2 separate regions of the Homo sapiens genome follow, and region 1 is linked to region 2. A link is a contact called in ENCODE Hi-C data. All regions are on one chromosome and are shown on one strand. Each heading gives the region's core, a stretch centred on a gene start or an enhancer-like site at or near the end of the contact. The rest is flanking DNA. Distances are from core to core; before and after follow the strand shown.

Region 1 (6,930 bases), core at 2,318-4,817, 1.5 Mb before region 2:
GACAAACAGCAGGATGTGTGTATCCCACTGCTGTGCTCTATTCACCTTGCATCTCTCAGGCAGGATTTGGTATTGACTTTTCTCAGCTACAGGAAAGGTTTACAGAACTGGTCTTCATGAAATCAGTTAGGAGTGTTATTAATGGGTTACTGTCAAATTTATTATTGCTGAAATTTTGGCTCTTTATAATAGATGAATCAATTGTTAAAGCAACATTGAAAGATACTTCCATTTTCTCCTCAAAGGTTCATTGTTCCCAGTGTTCCTCTTCATAAGCTCTGTGTGGTTAGTGACCCATATATGATTCTCTGAAAATGTTAAGAGCTTCAAAAGTCAATTCTATATTGAGTGATGCCCTATATTTTCCTGAACACTTTGATGGAGTTTGCATCTAGATTTATTTTATAAGAAGAAAAACATTAAACTTTTAAACTTTATAACATCATTCTTGACATCAACCACTAAATTATTATCCAAGCACTAATAATACATTTATATTTTATTAAAAAGATGGCTATTGTAGATTTGGAGATGTATGTTGTATTTATATAGCCATCTGTTTCGGAGTAAGAAGATAGTACACAATTTTATTTCTCCTTTAGGGAAGGAATTTAAAAATATTTATAATCTTTATTTTTAAACGCTGTTCATATGGTTACTGGGGGAAAGAATTCAGATCCTAAAGGATCAGTCATATCTCCAGTAGTGTTTTCTCTTCAGTTTTCATGTTTTAATGTTATTGCACCTTCTGGATGCTGTATTTTACATGAGGGACAGAATAGTGAGCTACAGATATTTGAAAGGTGTAGACATGAAGGAAGAACTGGCCTGGTTTAGTACAAAGAAGCCAGGGGTGGTTTAGTGAAACTCAAAAGTGAAAACAAACAGAATTCAGAAGGCACTTGAGACTGTCTTTTGCACGGCCTTTGAGACAAGTGAGCTTCTGCAGTCCCTGTGATGTTTAAAAATACCCCTCAAACATTAAGCATATGTGTGTATAGGTAGAAAGCGTCCTGGACCATATTATTGATTTCAAGTCTATGAATCTGAGATCAGCCTCTTGTGTTTATTAGTGGTTAGTGCTTCTGACATGGTAGACATTTTTAGTTTTTAAATCAGAGTAGTTAACAGTCAGTCCCCTTCGCCAGCTTAGTTCATACTGCTATATGTTGTGGAGTCCTTTGGAAATACACTCTGTTTTCCCCTTTTCAGGTAGAACCCAAGGCAAAACCTAAAAAAGAAAAGCTATATTTAAACCTGTAAATCCTGTGGGAGAGGGAGAAAAAGTTTTTATTTGCAGGAATAGACCTTTTTTTTTTTTTTTTTTTCTAGAGTAAGAGTTTTAAGGGAATAGTGTCTTGATGAAGAAACTAATTAGCCATGCAGTGTGAGCCACTGTGTAGCTTGATTTTTCTATTTTGTAGAGAATAGGTATTCCATTTCCCCAGTGCAGCTATGGGAATTTTGTAGATTGGAAAACGCTGTGTTTTGTAGAATCTCAAAACAAAGTCACCCGCTTGCTCTGCTTGGAGCTTCTCATCTCTTGTGTCCCATTTCTGAGCCCTTTGGCTATAAATGTTTTGTTGAGGGGTGGGGGGAATATAGATATCAATTTTAATATTTCACCTCTTAACACGTACCATTTGGTCGTATGATATGAATTCTGCACTCCTGACTCTGTCTTTTTTCCATGATGGCATTTTAACCAGCATATAATTGTGGATGTCAACTGGAAGTCAGAAAATGTACATACCTTCTTCTTTCTCTTGTTGACCTTTTTGGGATATTTAATGTTTTTAGTGGAAACAGTGTCTGAAAGACATCTCATCTGGCTTTTCACATAATCAGAGTAGGATTTAACTGGAGTGGGAAATGTTCAGTTATGCCATTTGGGCCAAAGACTCCCCTCACACCCACACCAAAGGAGGACCTGTTTTAGGATACATGGTACTCTTCACAAATTTAAGTTCCTTTTCAAATTTCTTTTCTAGATCCTGAGGTGACTTCCTTCTAAGTTTTTCCTCCAAAGCTACCAAATAAACCCTAGTAAGTAGTAAGCAAAGCAAGATTCTGAATTCAATTCTACTTAGGATAATTTTGTAGTAATTGTTTTTATAGATATGATGGCTAGCAGCAAAACAATGTTCCTATATTAGAGACACATACATCTATAAATTTCTATGCAGGAAGTAATGTCATATATGCTGCTATAACCCATGTATATTCTTTCTTCTCTACTCATCACTCATTCCAATTCCATGGTTGTTTAAATTCATAAACATATTGGATGTATATTATTGCACATTTTATTTCAGAGCTGAAAATATATTGAGTTATCTGATAACTACCGTGAACTTTTGAGATAAGTTTGAGTAAAATATGTTACCGAAGGAGTAGTAAAATTTTTATCACTCATTGTACACAGAGACTGAAACAAATTTTCCCTCTAAATTTGCCCTCTCTACAATCACAATCTCTTATTGGACCATAACAGCAGAATATATCATTACATGGTTTAGTGCACCATGTCTCAAATTTCAAGGTGCACACAAATCACCCAGGGATCTTGTTAAAATTCAGATTCTGACTTGGTAGAACTGCAGTGGGTCTGAGATCCCAGTGATTCCCGTGCTGCCAGTCTGCAAGCAGCAAGGGGTTAACTTTTCCAGATGAAATTCTGGTCACAATGCTAACTACATTCTGAAAAACTTATACAGACAACTAACAATAGGGCTGGTTGTTAGTAATTCTACCCTTGCTATGAGTGCTCATTAAAACCTTACGTTAAATTTATCATTATGATTTGGACAAAATGAAGAAGTATAGGCATCAAAATGAAGAAGTATAGAAGTCAGGAAGTATAGGCATCTACCTATATGAGCCTATAAACAAAACTGTATCTCATCTGAAATGTGTAATTATCACAGAAGAGAAAGTGACTAAATAAAATTATTTTAACAACATATACCAAAGCTTAAGCTTCTGGAAAGACTACCTAATATTCCATAATAGAATTAGCAAAACAGTTATCAAGCCTATTGATGGCAAGCATTGAAGTCCAGTAAGGGATGTAACAAAACTACAGTCACTGAAGCAGCGTAAAGGTCACTGAAGCAGCATAAAGGAATGTGGTGTCCTCAAGAGTCCTCCATTCAGCAGTGTCCACTAGCTGAGGAATTCAGGATTTAAGTGAAATTGGGTCAGATGCCAAAGAAACCATGTAGTAGAAAAATAAGCATTTTAAAACTAAATCGCAATGTTAGACATTGAATTCTGATGAATGGAAACATCTGGTGAAGTGTTTTCATGACTGGAAAATATCTCAACTCAGAAGGTACCTTGTTTTTAATGTAGTTTCTCAGGACTAATTTTTTTAGTGGCCTATTTTTAGTTAAAGGGGAAAGCTTATAATTAGTAAAACAATCCATCATTGAGTAAATATTAACAGAACTATTTCATGCCCGGTCTTTTGTGCTTTGGGAACACTAAAGAAATAGAAGATATGGTTTGTGTGCTCAAGGTGTTTACACTCTGGTCATGGAAATACAAACACGTGAGAAACAGTGCTCAGCAAAGACGGAGCTCCCCCCACCCCACCAAAATAAACCAAACACTTGAAAACAAATTCTACAGTAGCTTATATAAGAATATATAATAACATATATTTCAGTAACAAATTATAAAATACAATCTAAAAATGATGTAGTTGGTAGTGAGGGCATTTTTGGTTGTGACAGTGACAATGATATAAGGGCAGGACTAGCATTTAGTACACAGAACCATGGTTGCCAGATGCTCTACAACGTGTACTGCTGTGGAAATGCTGCACCCAAATAATTTTCAGCCAAAATGCCCAGGATGCCACCACTGAGAAACAGTGCCAGGATGTCAGAGTTAAGGAAAATCTGAAAAGACTGGAGACATTAAGAGAAGTGTATACATGGTATGTACCTGTCTTTGTCCTTTCTAAATCCTAAAATTCTAAGGGAAAGTGGAACACAAAGGAAGCACAAAGAAGTGAATTTATGTGTGAGACTTTACTAGTTGACCTATCTAAAATTATTTACCAGCTGCAAACTGCTGCCTAAAGTTCATAGTAGAACATTAGAGCTAAAACAGATCTGTATCATTTTACAGATGAGAAGACTGAGATCTGGGGAATTTAAGTGGCTTGTCTTGAGGCACTTAGTTCTGACTTCTATGGGCAGTATGTTTGCATGTATATTAGATAATGTTCTGAAGGTGACTTTAGGCAAGATCTTGGTTCTCATAAAACAAAGCTGTAAGTAAAAAACACATTCTTGCATATATCCTTCTATATGTGTACATATCTTTGCTCTGTGTAGCCACTCTTACTGCCATCTCTGTGTATACACACATACATACACACGCATACTATTAGGGAGAAAATAGAGAAGACAGCAAGCAAAGAGAGGAAAGCATACTTTTAGATTTGACAGATTTAAGTTATAGATGAAGGCAGTTATCATTGGTTATGATTCTAGTGGCAATGATTCTAATTCTTCCTACCTCTCTCTTCTACCCAAAACTCTTGCACATCTATCCTTAATAGCTGAAATTACTTTTATAAGGGAGAAAACTTGTTGTTCTGTAACGCTTAAAGTTCAGATAATTCTGGGAGAGGTAGTACTACGATTTAAGTGCTCAAAAACTTATAAATGACTGATGATTTTTTTATATTGGGAGCAGATTTTGAGTAGGATAAAGCCATCAGGCCCTCCTGGGGTATTGGACAAAGGGAAAAAAACAAATGAAAGAGGTTGTCAAGATTTTTGCTTATTTCATAGTTTTGCATTGGACCTGTGATGGATATTCCTTTCATGAATATCAAAAGAGCATGACCTAGCTACAGCCTGACGCATGATACATATTTGCTGTGGGTTAACCTGGAGTCTTTTAAACCAATTCTTTTCCAGTGTCTGCCTTCAACTAACAGTGTGGAGTGAAGTAGTAGAGAAAATCAGACTCTGAACCCAGTAAAATGCTGATCACCAGAAAATGGGTGATTCAAAGGGACAATTTTCAGACCGAATGAATTCACTTGAAATGAATGCCAACCTTAACTGAATTAAGCTGTGCTCTTTCAAATCCACTGCTGTGAGTTCAGTAGACAGTTGTCTGGATTTTACATAGCTCTAAGCTAGAATCGTAGGTCAAATTGTGACTTTTGGAGCCTCATACACTGTTTGAATTTCTAACAATTTTTACTCAGGTTTGAGTTTGCCAGCAAATGAACAAGTTCCTGTTAATAATGAGTAGACCAAATTAATCGCTTCAGATGAATATCCATATGTGTGGGTGCATCTCAAAGCAAGTTTGAAATTCTAGCTTCTATTGAATTTACTGGAAAAAAAAGTTTATTTTGGTATTTGTGATGATTTCTTCTTTTTATATGTTTTCGAATACCAGGAGACATCCCTGCTTATGTGATTTTTGTTACTTCAGTTTCTAAATGGAACAAGTAGTATGAAAAAGTACAGTCATGGAGAAGACTATTCTTAGTTCTCATTGATATTAGAATTTCTGTCTTGTTTTCACACGATACTGATAGCATAGCTGTCTACTGGAATTTGCCTTGGGCAGAGGTGCCAAAGATATTTTCTTCTGGACCCATGATTTGGGAAAACCATTTTTAACCTGTGGAAGTTCCTTATTTTCCACGAGTTAATGAACAAATCTTTACTGGACTCTTCAAGAGGAGATTCGAAGGGAAAAGTACTTTAGGGGGCTATAAAATGAATATAAGACAGTCCTTGCCCTGTGGAAGAGATAATCAGGTTGTTGACATTAAAGTATCACAAAAAGAATAATTACAGTCTAAGGTATGCAAAATATTGGAGCAGACTAAATTCACTGAAGTGAATTCTTAATAAAGGATTGGTCCGAGTGGGTGGGATTTAATCAACAAGTGCATCTAGGCAAAGGCAATTTTGGAGACAAGTCATGGCTTGGTGGGAGGAAGGTTTTCAGGCTGAGGGCGGTAAGAAAGCATGTGTGAAGGACAGTGAAGCTGACGGACAGTGCGTAGAATGTCTGAGGGTCTCCTGTATCCAGAATGTTCACAGCTCATGGCCTTTGTATTTGGCCAAGTGCCCACATCTTTAAGAATGTATGTAGCTAAGAAATGTAATTTTGAAAACCAATTTGTTTCTATTTAAGCATTGTTTACTGACCTAATTAAATTCCCTTAATGTCATATACTAATTTAGTGTGACTGATTATTTTGACATATTCTAGATACTTTTAAACAAAGAAGACATATGTAAATGTAATGATTGCAAATTATTAATATATTACTATACTTATTAACAGTGTGGGTTTATGTAATCTTATTATTATTTCTCTATTCTTTTTTATACCTTTCTAGGGTTATAGATCTACTTATTTAGATTTCTTCCAGGGAGTTCAGTAATAATATTTTTTGTGTCTTTTTGGGATTTTGTAATCTTTACAGGACCACAAGTAAAAGAATTCCTTCTCAGAACAGCCACGGTTACAGGATCTGAGTTATTGACTGTTGGGGTCCTGGATGCTTTTTTCAAGTCAGAGATTCACATCTGAGTCACGGGTTGGCAGTTAAGCTGAGTTTTCTTTTTAAGGGTTAAATTTCATATGTATTATTAAAATTTAACTTCTTTAAAAAAATGCTTTCCACACTGGTTCACATAGGTTTTCTTTTTAATCTTGTTTATCTCCACCAGATGTGTACTTTGTAATACGTTGCTTAGGCAACATCACCTGCCCTTTAGCCTGTTGCATTACATCCACCCACCTGGTCTGCTGCCATTGGAACATGCTGTGTTGCTTTTCTTTCTACACTCATGCTGCTTGGACCCTCCCCACAGGCCCTGATCATTCATTCCTGTCCTTGATACAGTTCCTTGGTACTTTTTTTCTAGCACTTCTTGG
Region 2 (6,897 bases), core at 3,318-5,817:
GCTTCTACAGTGCAGCCAGGAGTGAGAAATGGTAAGCCACAGCACTGCTGATGCAGTAGCCTACTCAGAAACCCTACAGTACCCTTTAACAGGTTTCAGACAACCTTAAAAAAGCAGTTTAAAGGAAATGCTAGATAAATTAGGTTAAATTAGAAGTATTTCATATTGCTTGAAATCTGTTGCATAAAAAAGTAACAAGTTATATATATGTATATGTATGTACATATAGCCTTAATTATATGTTTACTAATAAATACGATTCAACACTACAGAAAAGTAACTTAATTGTCTAAAAATTTAAGGCAAAAAAGTATTTTAAAACGAATTGTTAAAAATAGTTATTTGGAAAAATAACCAAAAACAAAGTTTGGATTGAAATTTTAAGTGAGCTGACTTTTGCAGTGGTTTTTAATTTTTGAGAGCCATTTCACAAACTGTAAGAAAACTGAAAGCTATATATTGTAAGAAAAACTCAAACAAGTAACCTTTAATATCTAATAACCTACATGTCAATAAACAGCAAATGGTCAAAAGGCACGTGGCAGAAAAAAGACAAAATAATGGGCAGAGACCTAAAATAATTGGCTTGTTAATACAACTTTACAAGATATAATAAGGCTTTATATGTGAATGATAATACAGAATGACATTCAATGGTAGAAATAAATTATTATTAAATGTTCTTACTTCATATGACTTAGCTCTGTATTCCCGAGAATTGAGACTGGCAGTATTCTTTGGACGAATAACAGCAACATATGCATCTTCTATGTTTTCTGGATTTCCCATTGCTTTACAAAACAAATAAAAAAATCCTTTGAAAGATTAAATGACACATTTGATGGCAAGATAAAAAAAAGTAATGCATCTTAAATTGAAAACTTTTATTTCCACATAATCATGTCGAAAAAATTAAAAAAAAATAAAATGTTCTCTATCCTAGAATATACAGTGCCTAAAAGGCAAGCCAGGAATGACTTTGACTGCATCTTTACTGTTCAACTACTCAAAACCTTAGCTGATAATTTAAGATTTCCTTTGTATTTCTTTTTTCATTTTAAAATAGGGTTATACATTTTCATAGGTGTTAACTGCATAGTAAGAATCTGCCTTTGGGGCCAAAAAAAAGTGATGATGATTATAAAATAACTTGTAAATAATGACTTGAAATAGTGATTCAGAATAATATACACTTTTTCCATAAATTACAAAAGTGAATGTTAGTTATACTGTTAACAGTTTGGAAGCTGGAAATGGTAGATGTTTTATATCCATTGACATTTACTCCAGAACTTTCAGCAAGGATAACTTTGATATCAGACATTTGGATGAGCTAAAGCGTAGTATGTAATTTTCTTTGGAGTTGCTTATCACAGAACCAAAACTATTTGGTCAGTTGATAAAAGCTTTCTGAAGGTGATTTAAGAATCTTTTCCATTTCCCTTATCAATTTCCTTGATAATCCAAATTTTTGTTTTGTTTTGTTTTAGACAGAGTCTCGCTCTGTCACTTAGGCTAGAGTGCAGTGACAATCTCGCCTCAATGCAACCCTCGCCTCCCGGGTTCAGGCGATTCTCCCTCCTGCCTCAGCCTCCTGAGTAGCCAGAATTAACAGGCGTGTGCCACCATGCTCGGCTAATTTTTGTGTCTTTTAGTAGAGATGGAGTTTTACCATGTTGGCCAGGCTGGTCTCAAACTCCTGACCTCAAGTGATCCACCTGCCTCGGCCTCCCAAAGTGCTCGGATTACAGGCGTGAGCCACCACACCTGTCAATAATCCAAATTTTTTATTCCAAATATATTCACTGTGTGTGTGTGTGCGTGTGTGTTATGCATATACTTTGTCCCACTAAATCTTAAGTCTCCATTGCGCAATTTCCAACAAGTGACTGAATTTCAACCACAATCTTAGTTGTATAATAGTTTTCTTCATTGAATAAATTTCTTTCATGGCTACACTAAAGTGCATCTTTCTGTACTGATTATTTTTTATCTTTTTTTGAAAAAGCTTCTCCCCATTTATTTGTCAGTAAATTTCTAAAAGAACATTAAAGAGTTTCTTTCCCAGCTATGTTGAGATGAACTTTCTTCAGTTTTTTAAAAACCATTAGGCATTAAAATTACCTGTTCATATTTAATGAGTTCCCTACTGCTGCAACTCTCAAGATAGACCATTTTCAAGAAAGGGTTTTGAATGTTATTTGAGAGGCGATAGAGTAATTTATCCTGTTTCTTCCACTGCAACTGAAAATGTCACTCTGTAACTTTTAATTCACTTCCCTAAATAATAATTAAAAAGTGCCTTATGATTGTAAAATTACCCTAAGAAGAAATTCTTTTAAAATACAGTAGCTTTTGGCATTTTACATAAACTTTAGCCTAAGATTAAAACAACCATTAAAATTATTGTACAAAAATTTTAAATAAAATAATTTAAATACTTTTCAAATTTATTTTAAATTCTAAAACTTTCCATTGATTTAGATCCAAAAAAACCCTACAGATATTTCACTAGAAAAAAATACAGTGACACATTAGGATAGAGACATTTCATTGTGTGAAAGGTTTTGAGGACGTTATCATTCTTTATCATTATATACTTCATGAAATTTTTTTCAGTTCAATTTTTTGTATAAAATCATTCTTAAAACCCACCTCATGCAACAGACCTTCCTACATCATGTGAAAAGGATGAGGCCTTTTTCTTCTCAGAATTTCTATTTAGCAATTACTTTTCACCACAGATTAACAATGACTTCAAGATAATAAACGTTTACAAATTATGAGACAGACGCATTGAAGACTGCAAGCCCCAAAAAGAAAGACATTGTATTGTGAATACACTGTATGATATATGGGCACAATTACAGAAACCATTTTATCTATTAAGGACCTAAAAGAAAAATCAAGTAACTCTTACTTTTCTAAAGACAATTTAAAGCAAATCAATTCCTGTCTTGGTCAACTCATGTTAAGAAAACATTTACTAGCAAAGTACTTTGTCAATACTCATCACTTCTCTAGAATATTTAATTAATACTGCACAGAAGCCTGAACTTTTAAAAGGTAAACAAATGTGATTTTAAAAAGACATAACTATGACAGTAACAGTATTTTGTTTTCTTAAACCAAATACTTTTTTACCATATCCCCAAAATATTCTTAAAATTCATTTTCAAGAACTATTCGTACTTGACTACTTAAAATCTACATTCTTCCAGTGACATGAAAGAAGGAAACAAAGGCTTAACAGGAAAATAACAAAAGTAACTAACATAGGAAGGTAAAACTGCTAAGGGAGAAACACAGACAAACTGATAGAAAATGAGTAGCTTGAACTAAAATACAAGAAAGGTATAACTAGAGTTTGCAATATGTTTAGACTGAGTCTGAGATGAGGGTTCAAGTGAATAAGTACAGGAAACGTGGCATTTTGTTATATGGCTCACTCCATTCTGGAAAATGTTAGGCACAAATGATAATATGCTCCCTAAGTAATAAGATCTTATAAATAAAGCAGTGGAAGTGGTCCTTAATTAGGGGGGTGGCACCTACCTGGGATCACTGGAAAATATGGAGGGCATTTCTGGTTGTCACTATGACTGATGAGGGGAGATGTACAACTGCCATTTAGTGTCCATGGAACAGGTTTGCTAACATCCTCTTAGTATGCTAGACAGCGTTTGCAAACAGAAACTGTAAAGGCACATATGCACTCCAGAAGGGTAAGAAAATAATGAGGCTGAGATCCTGAGTTGGACCACCGAGATGAAAGACTTCTGGTGAGGCTAAAAACATGTAGAAAAAGCGATGAAAGCCAAAAACCTTAAAAGGTGGAGAAAAGTGTAGAGGCGAGAAGTGAGTTACAGGGGGAGAAGTGAGTTAGAATGACAAGCTGTGAATCCCTTTCCCTGCAATGACAAAAATACGTAATCACTCTGCCTGGGAGGTTTTTTCCTGCGCCACCACCCGTCAACGTCCACTACTGGGGAAAAACGTAAGCCTCTTTGCTCAAAGAGTTTCCACCCAAAAAGTGGCTATGGTTTCTCTGTAACTACATGTGAAAAATAAACTCCTTGCCTGGGGCAACTAGATGTGGAGATGGTTCAGTCTCCCACCTCCGTTTTCCCTCGCTGGAGTCGAACTTGCTCCTCCTGTTTCCCGAAGGACACCGAGAGGTCCCACCCGTACGGGCTGCCGCGAGTGCCTCTCTGGCCGCTACATTCAACTAAATGGGTGGGACAGTCACCTGGCGAGGGGGGGCAGGGACCGTCACCGCTTTCTCATTCCTCCTTCCCTCCTCCCAGGCACAGCAGCCCGGCCCAGCTTCCTGTGGCAGAAAAACCCTCAGTCGCCAAAAGAAAGCCGTCTTGAGGGTTCCCCCGCGCTCCCACCCGCGCCCCAAAAGCTCAGGTCTCTGGAGTCGGAGACCCTCCTGCCCACCTGCTCTTTACTGTCCTTCCCTCTCCTCGCACCTCAGCACCATTCACCCCTCACCCTCTCCCGAAACTACGGGGTCCCAGGTCTTCAAAGGCCTTAGCTTTCCACCCCGCCGTTACCGTGGCTATGAAATCGCTTCCGGGTTCACACCCTTTGCAGCCTCGCGGTTGGCGGTGAAAGAGCTTCCGGGTCGGCGGCCGGGCTGCTGCCGTTCCTGCTCCTTTTCACTGGACCTGCAGTCTCTCAGGGGCTGGTGGCAGGCGACTAGGAGACTAGGGTGGTGGCGGTGGGGGTGCCAGCGGCTGAGCCGGAGCCGGAGCCGGAGGCGGGGGAGGGGAAGAGGGCGGCCGGGGCTGCGAGCGCGCAAGGCTGGAACATGAGCCGGGCTTGACCGCGAGGCGGAGGCAAGAGCCACCGCCCCCTCTTCCCCTCCCCCGAGTGAGGCGGCGCAGCGGCCGGAGAGGGATGGGGGGCGCCCACCCAGTCTGAGCCTCGCCGCGGGCGCCTTCGGCTCACGCAGCGCTTCCCGCGGGCCGCCAGTGCGCACCCTCGGCCACATCAGCCTCCGCCTGGCGGGTGCACCCGGGCCGGCGAGGAAGGGGCAACCGTCCGGGTGGGTGGGGCGGGCTGGGTACCTGAGGTCACCAGCTCGGCTGTAGAGGCAGGGGCGGCGGAGGCGGAACTGCGGAGTTGCTGGGTCCACCGACCCTTACCCTCAGCGAGAGAAGTAACCGTAAGTCTCAGCTTCGCGGTACAGATGTGTTTGAGGCTGCCTCTACCCATTTGTGGCTCCGAGTTCAGAGCTACCTACTTCACACCCTCCCGGATCTACTAGGAGTGTGTCTGTCGCCTGTTTTGGAGCATTGTTGTTCTGTCTGTCCCCATCCCTGAACAGGCAGCATTCTCTGCCCTACAGGGCTTTTCTCCCAGCGAATTTGCAAGCCTCCGGGTCTCCGTGACGCGTCCCATCCTCCCCATCTGGATGCATCTCCTTGTCCCTCTGTCCTCAAAGGATCTGTGTCCTTCCTCGCAGCCTCCCCCCCACCCCCATCCTTTGAGACGTGGAAAGCCACGGGTTCTGCCGACCTCGGGGGCTAGAGAGAGTCTTGAGAAGCGGATGGGTAAAAGTGCTCTGCAGGGCTGTGATGGGTGGGGATAGGTGCAGATGGCTCCAGTGAACCTTTATTTTTGCAGCTTCTGCCACCAAAACAAAAGAATGGAGCGCTCCCCTGTATTCTTATTCTTCTCCGTATGTATGAGCTGTTTTTCTGTACGTAGCTGTTTGAGTCGCAGGAAATTGAAACTAGAGCTGTAATAAAGCATCTCCTGAGGAGATTTTGAGAATTAGTCTCCCAAGCTCTATTCACACGGAATGGCATATCGAACAATCTTGTATTGGAATGACCATTTCAGAAGAGCTTTACTGGTAGATCTGACAGATAAATGTAAAGATAAGAGTCTGCTGTTTCAAATAGTGTATTTTAGATACCTTTAAATTTTAGTGTTCTAATTTTCATCTAGTTCTTAATTTGTGAAGTATGTGGGTATGTGTAAGGTGTAAAAATCTGTGTATTGGAAGGTTTTGCTTTGTTACAAGCTTTTGCTTTGTTGCTTTTGAGACAGACGTTTAAAGATCATATTAGATTGTATTTGATAATTATTTTCAATCATTAATTCCAGAGAAATCTTTTTTTGTATCAGCCACTCACAGATGTTACACACCTTGGTGCCTATGACCCTCCTGCTGCTTAAACTGTGAATGTCTTCAAAGTATATTTTCAGATTTTTGAACTAGGCGTTTTTTCTCATTAGAATTTGATTTGCTTTTCAAACTGCTCCTGCAGAACTTTCCAGAAATTAGATTTAAAAATAATTTTAATGCTGTCAGTGATTGGACAATAGCTCTTATATGACTTTATGCATTTGCTACTTTTCAGAGCACCATAGGAAGCAAACGATAATTTAAGAATAATTTTACTGTGTACTGCAGGTTGTCATTCTGCAAACTACTGTGTAGTGTAGACTGGTAGCTTTGGTGTTTTGTGTTGCTGAAAAACATTGTCATTTCATTAAGAAAGATGGATGTGTTTAATGACTTTTCCCCCCAACCTCCTTTCAGCAGTTGATTTTGGGCTATTATCTGATTTGTAACTTCTCACTGTTCACAGATTTTAATTTGAAGTAGGCTCAGGAGATGTAGCTCCAACTCTGTCTCTGGAAATGTACTTAGCACAGAAGCCAAGCACTGTGCAGAGTTGAGTGTATTATTAAGGGTGTGGCTTTTGCTTTCTGTAAAATTGTTCAGTTTCTGAATAAGAGTAGGGTGCTATAGTGAGGTGATGGGCGCTATCTTGGAGAAGTCTTAGAAAAAATGTTGTTGATTCTCTTTTCCTTGGGGTAGGATGGGGAAGATAGAACTATATTTTCCTATTTCACTGTTCCCTTGACCACTACACC

What was found. Hi-C counts contacts between places; a loop is a spot of excess contacts on that map. Pooled maps may share reads with other maps.
Region 1: a map of OCI-LY7 shows a loop between it and region 2 (4-fold over the local background). The contact joins the enhancer-like site here to the promoter of KRIT1 in region 2. A Hi-C loop is called at or near these places in 1 of 168 maps with a recorded cell type or tissue (OCI-LY7), 1 of 37 single-sample maps with no recorded cell type and 2 of 50 pooled maps.

The regions. Positions count from the first base shown.
Region 1 is chr7:90,714,349-90,721,278 of GRCh38, forward strand. All of the region lies in intron 2 of CDK14 (cyclin dependent kinase 14), which reads left to right. Among named protein-coding and RNA genes, the nearest start is that of CDK14, 120 kb to the left of the region's middle. Within about 2 kb of position 3,568, at least 3 of the 41 ENCODE cell types and tissues checked have a DNase peak (open chromatin) inside an H3K27ac peak, as active enhancers do.
Region 2 is chr7:92,241,347-92,248,243 of GRCh38, forward strand. KRIT1 (KRIT1 ankyrin repeat containing) reads right to left here and starts at 4,568. Exons shown (of 19, transcript NM_194454.3): 1 at 4,444-4,568; 2 at 3,556-3,825; 3 at 2,656-2,803; 4 at 688-791. The coding sequence starts at 789. ANKIB1 (ankyrin repeat and IBR domain containing 1) reads left to right here and starts at 4,628. Exons shown (of 20, transcript NM_019004.2): 1 at 4,628-5,173. RefSeq lists an enhancer at 4,449-4,743 and a silencer at 4,674-5,063.